2 separate regions of the Mus musculus genome follow, and region 1 is linked to region 2. Evidence: chromatin loops called from intact Hi-C (ENCODE). Cell type or tissue: gastrocnemius. All regions are shown on one strand.

Region 1 (8,000 bases), 110 kb after region 2:
CCATGGCCCAGCTCAGAGTTCCTTAGCCCTGGGATTCCATCCTCATTATAGCACCTTTGACATTGTAAGCATGAGGAACCACTGACAGTTGAAACAGGAACACATGCACTGAGCTGTGTGCCACTGTCTAACTTAGCAGAGAGCTTGGCAGTCCTTCTGTGGCAGTACATTTAGATCTGCATCATCCTTCCTCCTGGTCCTTTGATTAATTTACCTGTAAAGATGTAGGATAGCATTGAACTGTTCTGTGCTCATTTGGCCTGTGTGATGTGTCTGTGCCTTTACTTATACAAAGCAACAGGACAGCCACTGTCCTTACAGCTGCGTACTGCAGCCAGATAGAGTCCCACTGCGATACAAATGCGCATCTTTATTTTCTGCACTTCACCATTAGGGCATTAAAAACTTAACTCAGGCACTTTGTTATTCTTAGGCTATGTGTGGCTCTCGTTGCTATTAAGAACTCTGAGTAAAATCAATGTATTTGGCAATCTTACACGCACATAGATGGTTTCCTTCTTTGACCTAGAAATCAAACCTGCTCAGCCCTACTTTCTCTGCCATTACAGTCATTGTCACAGCTTGGTGCCTGCAGTTTTTGGAATGATCACATATGGTTCTGTGATTAAAGTAGAAGTTAACAAATTTAATATTATCTGTGTGTATACAAATCTGGTACACAGACACCACATTTACTCTTACCATTTTATTTAATATTGTAGATAAGAATTCGAGATCCAAATCAGGGAGGTAAAGACATAACAGAGGAGATTATGTCTGGAGGTGGCAGCAGAAATCCCACTCCACCTATAGGAAGACCCGCATCCACTCCCACTCCTCCTCAGGTAAGTAGAGTGAGCATGACCATGGCGGTGGGCGCTGGGCACTCACTCATTGACCTCCTCGCTCTCTTCCGTAGCCACTCTGTCCTTTCCTCTCTGTCAGCTGTCCAGAGCCTGAGTATCTCAGGAAGCTTCGACAGACACGGTTCTCTTCCCGAGTTGCTTTCAGGTCCTACTGGCGATGTTTTCTGTGGGTTGGCTTCGCATTCAGAGCACAGATGCTGCCACACTTGCTATTGAGCTGTTCCATGCTATCCAAAGGTGCTTCGTGCCTTGGAAGCCACCCTATTGAGTGAGTAGTTATGAGTCCGCTGTGGAGCCTTAGGATGAAGTGCCGTGGAAGAGGGTGGTGTCACAGTGAGGATGTACGCGTTGTGGCCGGGATGCTTGAGAAGATTGTCCCCGTTAGAGTCTCGTTCAGGACCTACACAGCTGTGCTTCCAAGGCTGCTCTGTGAGTTTAGTCAGGCCTGACTGGTAAAGTATGTGGCTTTGGTCTTAGAAGAAATCGAAGAGTCCCAAGAAGAGCTAGGCTTGAGCAAACTGTGACTTGTGGCATTGAAATTGGTTGCCCAAGTTTGAAGCTTCTTACCTTGTTACTGGGTGACTTCCCAACGTAATCAGTCACCTGTCACCGAGAGCCCAGCAGACAGAAGCACCTGTTTAAGGGGATTGTTTGTTTGTTCTCATGGCTGGAAGGTGAGAGCCCCCAGAGCCGATTTACAAATGAGCATTAGACCAGAGGTAAGGCATGGCAGAGTAGCCAACCGCTGACTTGATTACCGCCACAGAGCCTCAAAGAAGTGCTCTGAGATATTGAGGTCACCAAGAGTAAGCGAGTTCAGTTCAGAGCCCTCGTAAACCTGTGACCTGTTGGCTTGAGTGGGCTGTGTTCCCCTTGGGAGTGATGGTCCTCTCTGTCGCAGTCCCCATTACAGAGAAGAGTATGTGGCCACCTCGGTTAGAGGGTTTCAAGGTTGTTACAGAACTTATTTTTGAAATTGTCTTCTTTAAACATTTTAAGTCTGAATGATTAAGAGTGTGGTTTTGTCTCCAGAATTGATCATGCAATGGGATAGTAGATCGGAAATGACCTACATACATGGTTTATTGACAGCCAGGTATAATTCTAGACATAGTGGCCTCTCGGACGGCCTGGCGGGTGCTGGAGTAGAACTTGCAGTTGGTTGGTGAGGACATGCACACTTTGCACCCTTTAGTCTCTTTGCAAACATCAGTTAAGATAGGGTGTAGTTGACAACTTGAAATTCCCACCTTGAAAATCTGTACCTTTCTGTATTTTAATTCTCTATATGGTGTGTCTGGTTAGGTTTTTTTGTTGTTTTTTTTAAGGATTTATTTTTGATCATGTATATATGTATACATGTATGTGTTTTTATGTGAATGTCTAACATGTGTGTGGATGTCCTTAGAGGCCAGAAGGTGTGTCCCTCTGGAGTTGGAGTTACTCTAGGCTGTTGTCAGCTGCCTGGTGTGGGTGCTGGGAACCTGACTCCATCCTCTGCAAGAACAGTGAGTGCCTTTACTAGTGGAGCTCTCTTGCACCCAGCCCATTCCTGTCTTCGGATCTTGCAAGTGTGACCCTGTGCCTTCCCAGCTCTTCTTCAGTCCTTACCCCCTTCCCTGGGACCACAGGCGCAAGCACAAGTCTTGGTGTCTGTATGGTGGGTGACAACTCAGATAGAGACAGTGATTGCTGTGGAGAGCCTCCAGTCTTGTCTCTTTTGTGTTCTTACATTTGAATCCACCCGTACAAATCTTGGCTCTGTGTATGCGTGGAGTCTGTGGGATGGATCGTAGCTGTTTAATTGATGAGTGTACTTTTCCTCTTAAAGTCAACAGCAGAAGCATTACAGCTTCTGGCTTCATTTCTGGGAGGTCATGGAAGCTGTGCCCATAGACGGCTGAACTTGGTGAAGGGAGATTATATCGTGTCAAAAAATACTGAGTCTGTTCTTTTCCTAAAGGCTGCAGGCTCTGAACATTGGCGCTGAGTTCTCTTTCTAGAAAGCCCTCGGCACAGGGCCTGTAATAGACATTTGAAGTTAGGACACGATCCTGGATCCACCTGTTGTTGTTGTTGTTGTTGTTGTTGTTGTTGTTGTTGTTGTTGTTGTTGTTGGAGACAGGATCTCACACTATAGCTCTGGCTGTCTTTTGTTCTCTAGACCAGGTTGGCCTGAACTCACAGAAAGTGTCTGCCTCTTTGCCTCCTGGGATCTGGTATTAAAGGTGTGGGCTCCCCCAACCCCGCCTGCCAGTCCATCTTGAATGGCTTTCTAGTTTAAGAGCTACTATGAGGACAGCCTTCTCTGTTGGTGTGTTGGGCCAAGCATGTTTTTGTTCTCATGGTGTACCTGCTTTTGTTTCCAGTTAGCAAGAAGTCTGGGTCTTTTTCTGCGCTGTCCAGAATAAAACTGTAGGTGGGTAAGCTGGTTCTGACAGGCTGTTTCCTTGGGTGTTTGAGAGTAGATGGTGCCCTCTAGTGGTAGCAGTCTTTATGTAGGCCTTGAAGTTGGGATTGCTCTGCCCTTAGCAGCAGCAATGTTACAGCTCTGGGCTATAAAGACCTAACCATTCTATCCTTCTCCCTGTACCCAGACTCCACAGTCTCTATCCAGTGGCCTTCAGCAGTGTTTATCCTTCAGGCTCAGCCTCTGCCCTCCCCTGCCATCTTTCTTTTACTTTCTTCTGCCCTGGCTGTTCTTAAACCATCCAGTTTCTTTTTCGTTTGCTGCCAAGCAGCCACTGGCTGCCTTGCCTCTTCTGCTGAGCTCTGCCAACTGATCACCTGCTGTTGACATGCCTACTGACTCTGCCACTGAAGACACTTTGATGTCTATTTTTTTTCTTGTGAGCTCAGCCCATACAGCGGAAAGTAGGCAAGGTACAACTTGTCAAGCCTTTTATTGGACCTAATGTCACAACAACAGGAAGGGTGACACTTGACAGCATCTCTCTGCAGAGTCAGTACTTGAGCCTCAACAGTGTGCGTTTGTATCCAGATGAGAGGTATTTGAGACAATCACAACTCACCTTGCGTGCAAACAAAGGCTGATGTCTATTCCAATCACAGGCTTTCTTCCTTGGGCTTTCTGCTAGGTCAGCAAGTGAGGTGCTCCCCTTGTGTCCCAGATGGTAAGGGCTACAGGGTCACCTGGAGTCCATCATGGTCTGTGCTAGCACAAACTGACAACTGGAGCAGACCTGGTTGGCTGTATGTTCAAGAGCTGGGGCAGACTTTTGTAATTGTGTAGTTTTTTTTCAGGCATCCCTGGAATGTTCCAAATGGCCATTGCTGGCATGCAGCGTGTCTACTGGCTACTGAACTACAGCCCTTCAGTTTAAGGTAGCCAGGATAGCAGTGGCACCCCCACAGCTAGGGGGCATAGGGAATTCCTAGGAAATCTACTTATCCTACCCTTGGTGTCTCTGCCTAATTACCAGGAGTGCTCCCAACGAGAGAGCTCTAACTGCTTATTCCCAAGGGTGACTTTAACTTGTTTTCATGTTCTTTTCTGAAATAAGGGCCCTGGCCCAGACTGATGGCAGTTCTTCTGCCCAGCCTCCTAAGGTTAGAATGGCAGACATGTAGCACTATACTTACAACAAATTGTAGCAGTGCTTTAACCCTGCTTAGCATCTGACCAGACTTCATAGCAGGTGGGATCCCATTACTTAACTCCTTTGAAGTCCCACACAGTTGCTTGTGCGTCCATAGCAAAGCTGACTGCTGGCATCCAGGCTGCCCTTGGTTTATGTTCAGGGTTGTACAGCATAGACTACACAGAGTGGCAGATCATAGAGACCGGGTACTAGTGGGTTAGGTGAGGTTGTATTAGAGAGTCCTGGGAGTTCAAGAATGGGATACAGACAGACCTTACAGAAAGATACCTTACAGAAAAATGTAATGTAGGAATATAACACACACAAGTTAGTAAACAGTTGAGTGCTGTACTTTGCCCCTGCTGTGGTTTCTAAGGCTCTCTTTTAAGGCTGACAGCACATTTTAGCTTGGCTTCAGTCTGCAGGTCTGTGCACAGGTCAGCTGAGTGAGGAGGTTAACCCACAATAACTGAATCAAGACAGCATTGCTCATAAATCGTGTGGGACTCAGGGGTCAGCAGGTCACAGGAAGCATGAAGGCATCAAAGAGATCAACCAGTGGGGCTGAGAGGGGAAGAAAGACCGGGTGAAAAGACTGGACCATGCCTTCTGTAAGGCCTGTGCCTATTCTCTGTCAGGCTCCCCACGGACTTCAGTAGTAAGGAAAGATGACTCTGGTGAAGGAGGCAGGTCTTCTTTTGTCTCAGTGTGTTGTCATAGTCATGGATGTGTTGGCTTTTCTGCCAGTGGGATTCATAAACAGCCACACATGGAACTTAACTGAGCTAAGCTGAAGGAGTCTGCATGGAACTCATGGCAGGCCTGAGTCACTGAAAGTCACCAGAGATGGCCGCTGAGGGTCCATTGACAGGAACAATCCTGGGGTCCACATGACGAAAACCTGAAGGCAAAGGGAATTTTTACTGTTGCTGTCTGCTCTAGGCGTCGGTGAAACTACAGGCTGTCTTCCCTAGTAAGTTTTTAGATGATCTCTGTGTGCCTCCTACAGATGTTATGTGTCATACACATAGAAAGTGTGCTTCCTGTGACCATGGCCCCACCAGATGGTCACCGTGCTTGGACGTAGATGTATGCACAGGTCTTAGAGAACGGATGCTTTTCACCTGAGAGACAAAGATTCCACTCTTAGCGCAGCCTAGTCAGTGTAACTACTACAGTGGAGAAGAAGCAATGGTATCCGCGCCCCCCCCCCCCAGTAGCAAGCCCTTCGGCCATTGGTGGTGGTTAGTGACCAAGAGAGGTTTCTATCCTCAGAATTACCTGCTGCGTAGCAGCTGGCCTCTGAAAAGGAACAGAAGAGATTAGATAGATAAAATTTTAAAATGTCCACGTGTAGTCAGTGATGTGTAGACCAGAAGGTGTTGGATCCCCTGGAATGGGAGCTACCATGTGGGTGCTAGGAATTGAACGTGGCTCCTCTATAACAGTGAGAAGTGCTCTTAAGTTCTAAGCCAATTCTCCAGCCCCCAAATAGATTTTACAAACTACTGTTCATTTTATTTCTTTCGCCCTCCTTTCTCACCACTTTTAGGATCAGCCTTCGAGTAAATAATAGCTGAAACTTGGTAAAGGGTCTTGTGGCAAGGAGCACAGGTCAGGGAAAAGTTGGAAACGGAATCATTGGCACATCTTGAATGTAAATCTTCTTCTGTAGTTTGGGGAATTGCCAGAGCCATAGGGGAGTTGTCCCTTACAGAACAGCTCCACACACACACCCCACCTCTGGGAAATGGAATCTGCGACAAGCCATTTCATGCTTTAACAACTAATAGCTTCATGCTGGGTTGGCAGCACAGGTACACTCCTGTGTTATTAGTGTAATTCGATCAGGAAGGAGGCAGGACAAACAAACAAGAAAATCCCGCTTTAACTTTTAAGTAGCGATCTTGTCATCCATGTCCAACCAACTCGTCCAATTTGGCACTGACGAGTTGGTTGCTCTCTTCTGAGAAGCGTATTTTTGTAGTTTTAAATGGTGATTGTAGTAAAGATGGGAGTTATTAAATTAAGTCACATTGTTCTTGTTAGTATGGTAGTGTTAGTACTAGCCCTTGAATGAAATGTTACTATTCAGTATGACGAGCCTTAAGGACTAAGCTGGCATGCATTCTTTGTGTTTAAATGCAATGTCATGGTGAACAGTGTCTGTTGCATGCTTAACTGTTTGGATTTAGAGTGAATTGTGAACTGGGTGTGGTGGTGCACACCTTTAGTCCTAGCACTTGGGAGACAGAAGCCAGGGGGCAGCCAGGGCTACAACAGAGAAACTCTGCTTCAAGCCCCCCACCCCCTAAAATAGCTGTTAGAATGGATTATACCCAAGAGATAACAAAACTAGATAAGATCTAGTTTTGGCAAAATATCTTCAGATACAATTTAGATTCCCCATTTGTCTTAAATCAGTCAGGAAATCTCACTGCCTTAAGACCAATTCTGAGTTTTCTTGCACTTCTGGGTAGAAGCCAATGAAGCCAGTGTTTAGGTTGTTTAGCCAGTGTGCTTTAGGTTGGTTATAGAAACCATCATTCTCATTAGATTTTGTTTTCCTAGTTTTGTAGACTACAGTTAATCAAACTCTGAGTGAGTTAGTCTTTGCTTTTAGAGCGTAAGGCTTCACTTTACATGTGTTATGAAATACACTGAGCAGGAGTAAGGGACTCCTGGCGGGCCTCCACCAGGGGATCCCTCTCAAATTTGCCAGGCCTAATATTAAAGGTTTATTGTGGGAAGGGAGAGGAGCAGGGACCTGGAAAGGGGGCAGAAGAAGATGGGGAGAGGTGAGAGGGACAGTTAAGGGCAGGAAGAGAGAAACAGGCTGACCAGGAACACTTGGGGGGAGGGGGAGACAGAGACAGAAACTGAGATGGAGGGAGGAGGAGGGAGACTTGGGTAGCAAGCAGTTCTCTCGAGTGCTGCTGCCCTTGTCTCTCACCAGTGGCAGCACGGGTAGTACTGGGAGATCGAGGTGACAGCAGCTGTTGCTAGCTAGCTGTTGGATGGAGCCTAGTAAATTGCACGCCCTCTGGACACTGGAATCAGCTGTGGTGGTGGCATGCGCACAGTTCCTGTTCCCTACCACCTGTTTTAAGAATGCCAGGCAGTGAGAGTGGAGACTGTAACCATCCAGAAACTGATGCACATTGTTATGAGGAATTAGCATCTGTCCTTCATGTTAGCATTCGATCTGTCCTTCATGTTAGGTCTAGAAAGTTAGAATAACTTCCTTGAACAAAGTAGCACATGCCTGTATCTCAGAGCTTGCAGGAGCAGGGGGAACAGAAGTTGTGGTCATTTTCAGCTAACTATTGAGTTCAAGGCAGCCTAGGATACATGAGACCTGTCTTTACAAAAAAGTGCAAATGAAAATTAACCTAGCTTTATGTCTGTACAAGTACAGGTAATCAATCTCTGGAAGTGACAGGAAAGAGAAGGTTAGGAGGTTAGGCCCCAGGTCTGAGGTCTTTTCAGACCCTTCTCGCTGAATGTATATGCATGTATACATTTGCATGTA
Region 2 (8,000 bases):
TGGTCTTCACCTCAATGCTGGGACTGTATACACCTCTCGCACACCAGACTTTTCCTGAGTGAATTCTGGAGTCTGCACTTGGGTCCTAACGTTTGCAACTCAAGCACACAGGACACAGGACACTAATTTTACCTCTGTCCACGTTGGTCATGTGACCTTGGCAAAGTCTCCTGTCAGCTTTGAGCTGCCTCAAAAAAAATTTTTTTTTAATAGTGTAGATGATAGCTAAACTTCTTTGGACCCCAGAGTCTTCATTTGTAAGAATAGGTATTTACCTATTTCTTGGGATTATATGAGCTAATGCAGTACTCCATATCTGCACAGTTCGGAGGTGTCTGCGACTCCTTTTCTGTCAATGTTACTGTGTCCTGGGGACAATGCCTCTATTGAGGGGCGCAGGTGTGGTGTGCAAAGTGTGAATGGATGTGGGGGGAGGAGACCTTATCCACAGGAGTTAGCCAAGCAAAAGAAGATGGGCAGCCGACTACAGGTTGTAGTCAAAGGCCCCTCCAGTCTTGGGGAAGACTGTGGGAAGATATCCACTCTACAGAGCTTAGGGTCAGTTTCTGGCAAGGCAGGCCATTTTGCATCCTAGAAGGGTAAGGTTCATCCTAGAGAAGGTGGGATCCCGTTTCTGAATCCGCTCCATCCCTTCCCAGCCAGGCGACCTTGGGGCAGTCACTTTTCTTCTCCGGGGCCTCCTCTGCAAAATGGGGCTCCTCGTTCCATTTCGCACTTTGGGCATCTGAGGACGACGTGTCGACATAATGCCCATGGCTGGCGACGTCAAGGGCCGGCGAGTGGCATCTGTTATGTTAATAAGTCCTTGAGGCGGGCGGGTTCCTAACTGTCGGTTTGTGCTCTGGCTTAGCGGTTCCCTCCGCAGCGCCTCGGTTTTTCCGCTCCGCCGCCTCTCGACGCTTGCTTGGCAGGTCTCGACGGACCGCGGCCTCGGGTGCCGTTACTATTGTTCTTCGAGGCTGAGCTCTCTCCCTACAGACGTGCCCTTCGGTCTCTCCCTCAGCTCCGCACCGCGCCGCGGAGATCCTCAGCCGTCCCGGATCACCGATCTTTCCCGAGAAAGAGTGTCAGCTCCTGCGGCGTTCCCGAACAGCGGCCGAAGGCGCTCCCGAGCGCTCCCGAAGAAGCCCGGCCGCTCGCGGTCTCCGGAAATAGCCGAGAGAGCTTGCCACCCTCGGTCTGCCGAGTCCTTCCGAAAAGGGCCGAAAAGCTCCGAGCGGCCGTCCTGCCGGACTGCTGGAGGCGGCCGCAGCGCCATGTTGGATGCTCTGCTCGTTGAGTGAAGAAAATCCGTCCGCATCGCCCGAGCCCCGCTACCGAGAAGGGCGCCGCTTCCCCCGGGGAGGGGGACAGAGACCCCCCGCCGCCGGCCCATGAGGATATTGCCGTGAAAGGTCCGGTCTCTCCGCCTCCTGCCCCTGCCGGGTCCGGCCCCCCCCTCCCCGGGGTCGCGTTGTCACGGAGACCGGCAGCCGGTGGTGCTGGCCCGCGGGGCGGCTGCTGCTGCCCGCGGCGGCGGCGGCGGAGGCGGCGGCGGCGGAGGGCGTGTGTGACCGGTCCCGGCCCCCTCCTCCTCCTCCTCCCAGCCTCCCCCCGGCCCCCCGCTCCCGCCGCCTCCCCGGGTCTGCCCCCATCCCGCCCCTCCGCTGCCCCCGGCCCCTGCACCCCGGCGCGCCCGGTCCCGCTCTGGGGGGGTTGGTGGCTTCGCTTTGCCATGAGTTTACCGCAGAAACCGGCTCTGAAATCAGGCTCAGCGGCTGCAGCAGGAACCGGACCCGGCACCGGAGCGGCGGCGGCGGCGGCGGTACCGCCTCCTCATCCGGCGGCAGCGGCGGCGGCGGCGGCAGTAGCGGCAGCGGCGGCCCCTCCTCACCCGAACATCAGGGCCCTCCAGACCCCGGCGCCCCAACAGTATCCTTTTCACCTTCCGGCGGTCCAGAGCGACCCTCGGTGGGAACCTCCTTGCCTGCCGTCATAGCCCGGCCAGAAAAGGGACGGGCAGCCGCTCTGCTCCCGGCTTGACCCGAGCTTTTGGGGTGCACCGGTGACAGCATTGCTGGGGACCCCGGGACCCTCTGCGGTACCGTGAACACTACTAGCTCCACCGGGCCGTGCCTCTGCAGCTCTTGTGGATCTGGGGGGAACCCTGCCCTTGGCTGCTCCCTCCCCTTTCTTGGGCAGAATTTGCTGGTGCCTAGGACCAGCCCTGCGGGCAAGGCTTTTCTGACTGTTGGGAGGCCCTGCCTTCTGCGGGGCTCGGTAGCCTCTCTAATTATTATTTAGGATTCATAGCAAAGTTTATTGCTAAATTTTCTGTTGGAAACGAATCAGCTCATTCCTGAGGTAAGTTGGGTCTTCAGTCTTTACTGCAAGTGTACAAAAAGCACCCCCCCCCGCTAGTGTTTTGTTTTATTTTATTTTATCGTATTTTATTTTTTTAAGCAATTAGAGTTGTGTTGTGGCTTGTGGTGGAGCCGGCTAAGGAGGAAATGTTACACTGGGCGCTTCCCTGTCTTTGACCTTTCTAAAGGAAGAGGAAGTTAACTCACATTACCCAGTACCCCCAGAAGTCTCACTTCTTCTAAGACTGGTGTTAACGCTGTATATCTTTTTTAAAGGGCTTTAGTAAGTTTGCTGCTCCGTAGGGTGGTGTCTGGAGGGTACCAGGGCTCCCAAGGAAGGGTCTTAGTTTTGAATGTGTCTTAATTTCATGGTATAGAAGTTGGGGCAGCTTTGATTGAAAAATCTTGGTACCTGGTATTTAAGTCAGAATAAAACGTCGAATTCACAGCTCCTATGGAGTAAAGGAAGGTGATACTCCTTTGGATCCCCACTGGGTTTCTCTGTGTAGCCCTGGCTGCCCTAGAACTTGCTCTGTAGACCAAGCTGCCCTTGAACTCAAGAGATCCGCCTGCCTCTGCCTCCTGAATGCTGGGATTAAAGGTGTGCGTTACCATCGATGGGCAAGCAGAGGTGTTGTTACCTATCTGAGAATAACATTTCATCATCTCCCCCGCCCCCACCCCCCATCCTTGGACTTGTGAAAAATGGACAAATGATTTTTGGATGTTCCCAGTGCTGTGTGGTTCTTGTGTTTGACTTGTAAGTGGTGTTGGGGCTAGTCATTTCTGTGTAGTTTGATTCTTGTCTGTATCAATTACTTTGAGAAGGGAAAAACACTTCCCCTTCTTGGGTCACCTCAGGTCATTGTTTGTTTTCTGTCCAGCGTTCTTTCTGTGTTCTTTACATATTGTTAGTCCACATCTTAGTGCTCCAGTGCTATGTGTGGAGTGATTTCATAATGTTCTGACCCTGCCCAGTTCTGTTCAGTTTCTCGCTTGCTCGCGGCTGAGAATGTTGCGTGTTCATGGAGAACCCAGTTGCTTCTGACCCACATGCGCAGCTATTGGCCTGTGAAGGAGCAGGTCGGCCGTTCAGCCTGCTTCGGGGTAGAATTGGGTCGCTTCAGTCTACCTAGCTTCACTTTCATACTTGCTTCGAATTCCGTTCTAATTTTAGGGTTGTTTTTCTTGATGGTCTGTCTGTGTTGGTAGGTTTCTGTCTCCGGACCAAGTGAGTTGTTCCTTACCTGCCTCTTTAAGCTGTTAGGGAGTTAACCAGAGGGATTGCACACTGTGTGTTCTGGACAGACAGACAGACCAGCAAGTAAGGGATCATAGTGTTGTACGTGACAGCGCTTGGTGAAGTTGGTGGCTTCATTGGATACAGAGCGGGGGTGCTGAGTATCCCAAGTATGCTTTTGCTCCTTAGAGCTCACAGCTGAAGGACTGGAAAAACTTGAAGCTGGTTACAACTTGGAAGTCGTGGTTGGACCTCCAGTTAGATTTTTATCTTTTCTTTAAAATAGAAGGAAGATGCAGTTGGGAAACAGGAAGGAATAAGGTGTTCTCTGCAGAGAAGATTATTCTAAACCCTTCATGGCAACCTTGGAGCCAGCCGTGCTGCTTGGAGGTTCTATTTTGCCCCATGTCATGGCGGCTGACATTTTATACTTGATGTATTCTACAATTCCTGCTTTACTCCGGCAAGATCGCACAGCTAAATAAGCATCTATCGAGATAGTAAAGGAAGCGTGGGCTACGGCCGGCTCAGAACGCAGCAGCGGGAAAATGTTGTCACCTGGTACTGGAAGAGGTCAGAAACCCAGTAGAGCAACTCTGCTTTTCAAACTGCAGGGCATGTGGGAATTTGGGTTTTATGCAGACACCTGCGTGCAGTAAGTCAGTGCCGTTGAAGCACTTGGAGTTAGAGCACAGAGCTGGCGTTGGCTCTTCCCATGGCTTAACTCCACTGCCTTACAGGGTGTGTGTGGGTACAGTTGCTGCAAATTAGTTAGCTTAAGCAGTGTATTAGAAAATGTGTTGGAAGGCGTTGCATGGCCAGGTGTCCTTCATTCGTACTGAGTGTTCACGTGTTCGTCGAAATGCAAGGTGTGTTGAAAACACAGGAATTGCATGTAAACTTGAAGCTGGAAGCAGGCATCAGATTTGCACTGCAGGACAACCTTCCCCCCCCCCTCCCCCCAGCCACTTGAAGGAGAAATGGCCACACTGATTGGAAATAGTCAATGGCTGGTCTCTAGCTGAGGGGGAGATGGGATGGCAGGCCTGGAAGGAGACAGAAAGCTAACATGAACAGTTGTAAACGCAAGGAGAGTATGCTGAGAGTTTCTTAACAAACCCGCTGGAAACTTGTGCTTGGTGAAGTCACAGCTTGAGAATATTTGTCTTGCGGTGTGCTTGGCTCAGCTTCCCCGTTGAGGTTGAGGTGACTCTGTTGAGAATATTGACAGTGGTCATCCTTTCTCTGGCTGACAAAATAACTGACGTTTTCATAAAAAACTGTCATGCTGAAGTTTTTCAGAGGGTTCCTGGGTTCCCCATTAACATCCCATATCTTTATATTGAGACTGCTGCCCACCTTACAGAAAATTCTGGATGAATAAACTAGAGTTATGTGCCCATTTGAGCAGAAAGTTTTTCCCATATGTTAGGAATACAGTATTCCTAACAGGGTGTGATTCAGGGCTACTGACACATTTCTGGTGAATCATCTTACTGTTTGGGGGCAACCAGTAAAAGCCAGTGAGACAGAGTAGGTTCTTTTTAGAAACAGAACTAGAGACCTGTGTCAACCAGAAGAGGACTTGTGTCTCTGGCTCCTTTGTCAAGAGTGTTCTTTCAGCCAGGCGGTGGTGGCGCACACCTTTAATCCCAGCCCTTGGGAGGCAGAGACAGGCGGATTTCTTTTTTTTTTTTTTTTTTAAGATTTATTTATTTATTATATGTAAGTACACTGTAGCTGTCCTCAGACACTCCAGAAGAGGGCGTCAGATCTTGTTACAGATGGTTGTGAGCCACCATGTGGTTGCTGGGATTTGAACTCCGGACCTTCGGAAGAGCAGTCGGGTGCTCTTACCCACTGAGCCATCTCACCAGCCCGACAGGCGGATTTCTGAGTTCGAGACCAGCCTGGTCTACAGAGTGAGTTCCAGGACAGCCAGGGCTACACAGAGAAACCCTGTCTCAAAAAAAAAAAAAAAAAAAAAAAAAGAAAAAAAAAAAGAGTGTTCTTTCTATCTTTGCAATACTCCTGTTGTCCCACCCCCCTTTTTTTTTCCTTTTTAAATCTTCTCTTCCATGGACATTAAGCTGGTCTGAAGTGGTGAAGTGTGTAATTTTCACTCTCTTTTTTTTTATTTCCCTCTCTGATAACTAGATCTGGATAATATTCATTTTCAGTATCTGCTGCTAGATGTCATACATGCAGGATTCTATTTAAGTTTTCCAAGGCCTCTAATAAGGTAGGTGTTGTCTGTTTCACAGACAAGGGTACTGATATGCAGGGAAGTTAGTTACATTTCCAGGGTCTCCTGTGCCTGTGAAAGGTGGTGTGTGAGCAGACTAGTGGCCGGTGGTGGCCTTCTTACTTGGCTGGATGTGTGTGGGCCTGGGAGGAAGTCAGAACTCTGCTGCATTTGAGAGAAGCCATGCCAAGTACTGTAGAACACAGCCATGGTGTCTAGGGTTTGAAGTAGTTCACAACAGCATACTGCTAGACAAGTAGGCTGTCTTCCCCTCACTGAGCCTAAGAACATGGAGGTCCTCTGATGGATTTAGCTCGGGTCTCTGCTTGTCCCAGAGTCAGCAAGGCCTCCAGCAGAGTACCATTATAGCTAGCAGCTGGCATTCTGAGGCTGTTGTGCTTGGCCAGCAGCTCAGCTCTCTTAAGCCACTCCCTCAAGAAATTGTCAAATCTTGAGTGCTCGGAGGCAGAAGCAGGCAGATCTGGAGTCAGGCTACACTATGAGACCGTGTCTCAAACCAAGCCAAATCAAACAAATGTTTGAAGGCAGATCCTTATACGAGGGAGAAAGGGAGATAGCAAAAAGGGGGATGAAGAGGGAGAGCCTTCCCAGGTGCCGAGTTAGAGCGCATCCGCAGTTGCACCTGGGAGTTTAAGCAGCCTCAGGTTGCTTTTCTGTATTGAAGTTTATGATGCATCTGGGTGGGGGGAGTTAAGGTCTGAGCAAGTTAGAGCCATGAGTTGTCAAGCTAACTTTTTCTCCGAGGCTTACTACCTTCGTCTGCTAACCTAGGCCTAGTCCTGGTAGCTTCTAGCCTCTGTACAATCTCATCTAGGCCTAGAATGTTTCCAGCCTCTGAAACTTATTGAATAAGCTCACCCTTTCTAGTTCTTTATGAGCACTGGCTGACTGGTTCAGCTCAGCTGTTCTGGCTCAAAACTCCTCTCCATGCTAATTCAATCTTGCTTCTTTCTCTCCTGAGTTAGTTTGACCTCATGCTAACTCTAGCAATCTGTTCTGATCTTCTGGCTCCTTCTCATTCTCTGGCTCATCTTGTCTTCACTTGGACATAGCTTGTTCTCTCTTCAACCTTTCTCTGTATGCCTGTCCTGGTAAAACTGCCCCTCTCCCCTCTCTGCACTGCTCTCTCGGTAACTTCCCTGCCCCCTCCCTCCTGAGGGTTGGGCAGATCCTATTCTGTTAAATCTTTCTCTGATTCATCACTTTGTCTGCCACTCAGTTTGACATTTCTTTTAAGCATGGTTGCTTCTTTCTACAAAGTAACTTTACCTTCCTTGTTTGAGATTAAACGTTTGTACTAAGGGCCTGTCTGTATTCTAGCTAGAGGGATTAAAGTTGGGTGCTAAGGGCTGAGCCACACCATAGCTAGAAAGGTTACCCCCACTCCCCACCCCTGTAAACAACACAATCTCTGGGTTCACAGAGTGATCAAATATCCTGCAACAAAGAGTAATCCATGTTCGAGAGCTGTCCCGCCAGCTGGGTTTTGCTTTTATGTCTGCCTCTCCCCAAGTTGTGGGGAGCCTAGAGGAAGCACCATAAAAAATGTAATCGTTAGAGATTCAGAGTGTCTTGTGCGTGACAGTATGAGCAGATTAACCCCATTTAACCCCATAAGCCCGTTGTCCTTTTTGGGGCTGCAGCTATGGCTCAGTGGCTAAGAGCCCTGGCTGTTCTTGTGTGGAGCCAGGATGTAGTCCTAGCACTCATGAGCGCTCACAGCTGTCTGTCACTTTGTCACTTAAGTTCCTGGGGATCCATACTCTCTCCTGACCTCCATAGGCCTCAGATCCATGGTGCCCAGTACATAAAATAGTAATAGATTTAAAATAAATCCTTACAAAAGGCCATTGTCCTTTTGATAATAGACTTTGAAATAATTTCTGTTCACCTTAAAAGACAAGATTGAGCTTGATAGTATTCGGAAGTGTGGGGTGTGAATTAGGCAGGGATTGTGTTTGTTCTTTTTTGGTTTTTCGAGACAGGGTTTCTCTGTAGCCCTGGCTGTCCTGGAACTCACTCTGTAGACCAGGCTGGCCTCGAACTCAGAAATCCGCCTGCCTCTGCCTCCCAAGTGCTGGGATTAAAGGCGTGCGCCACCACTGCCCGGCTTGTGTTAATTCATTTATTT

The links. Hi-C counts contacts between places; a loop is a spot of excess contacts. Peaks named below come from ENCODE experiments on the same cell type or tissue, not always from the same donor. Only the 100,000 strongest peaks of a DNase experiment are listed, where the experiment ranks them.
Region 1: it touches region 2 in a loop (7-fold over the local background); 9 of 42 quality-filtered maps call a loop at or near these places.

The regions. Positions count from the first base shown.
Region 1 is chr4:138,104,592-138,112,591 of GRCm38, forward strand. It overlaps Eif4g3 (eukaryotic translation initiation factor 4 gamma, 3), which reads left to right. Exons shown (of 35, transcript NM_172703.3): 10 at 723-845. Among named protein-coding and RNA genes, the nearest start is that of 1700095J12Rik, 30 kb to the right of the region's middle. In gastrocnemius, CTCF peaks have their summits at 3,361 (motif pointing left) and 7,426; a DNase peak (open chromatin) is centred at 3,352; H3K27ac peaks cover 5,257 bases.
Region 2 is chr4:137,992,213-138,000,212 of GRCm38, forward strand. It overlaps Eif4g3 (eukaryotic translation initiation factor 4 gamma, 3), which reads left to right and starts at 1,244. Exons shown (of 35, transcript NM_172703.3): 1 at 1,244-1,415; 2 at 1,770-1,932. In gastrocnemius, no CTCF peak of the experiment used is centred here; a DNase peak (open chromatin) is centred at 1,206; H3K4me3 peaks cover 7,320 bases; H3K27ac peaks cover 7,380 bases.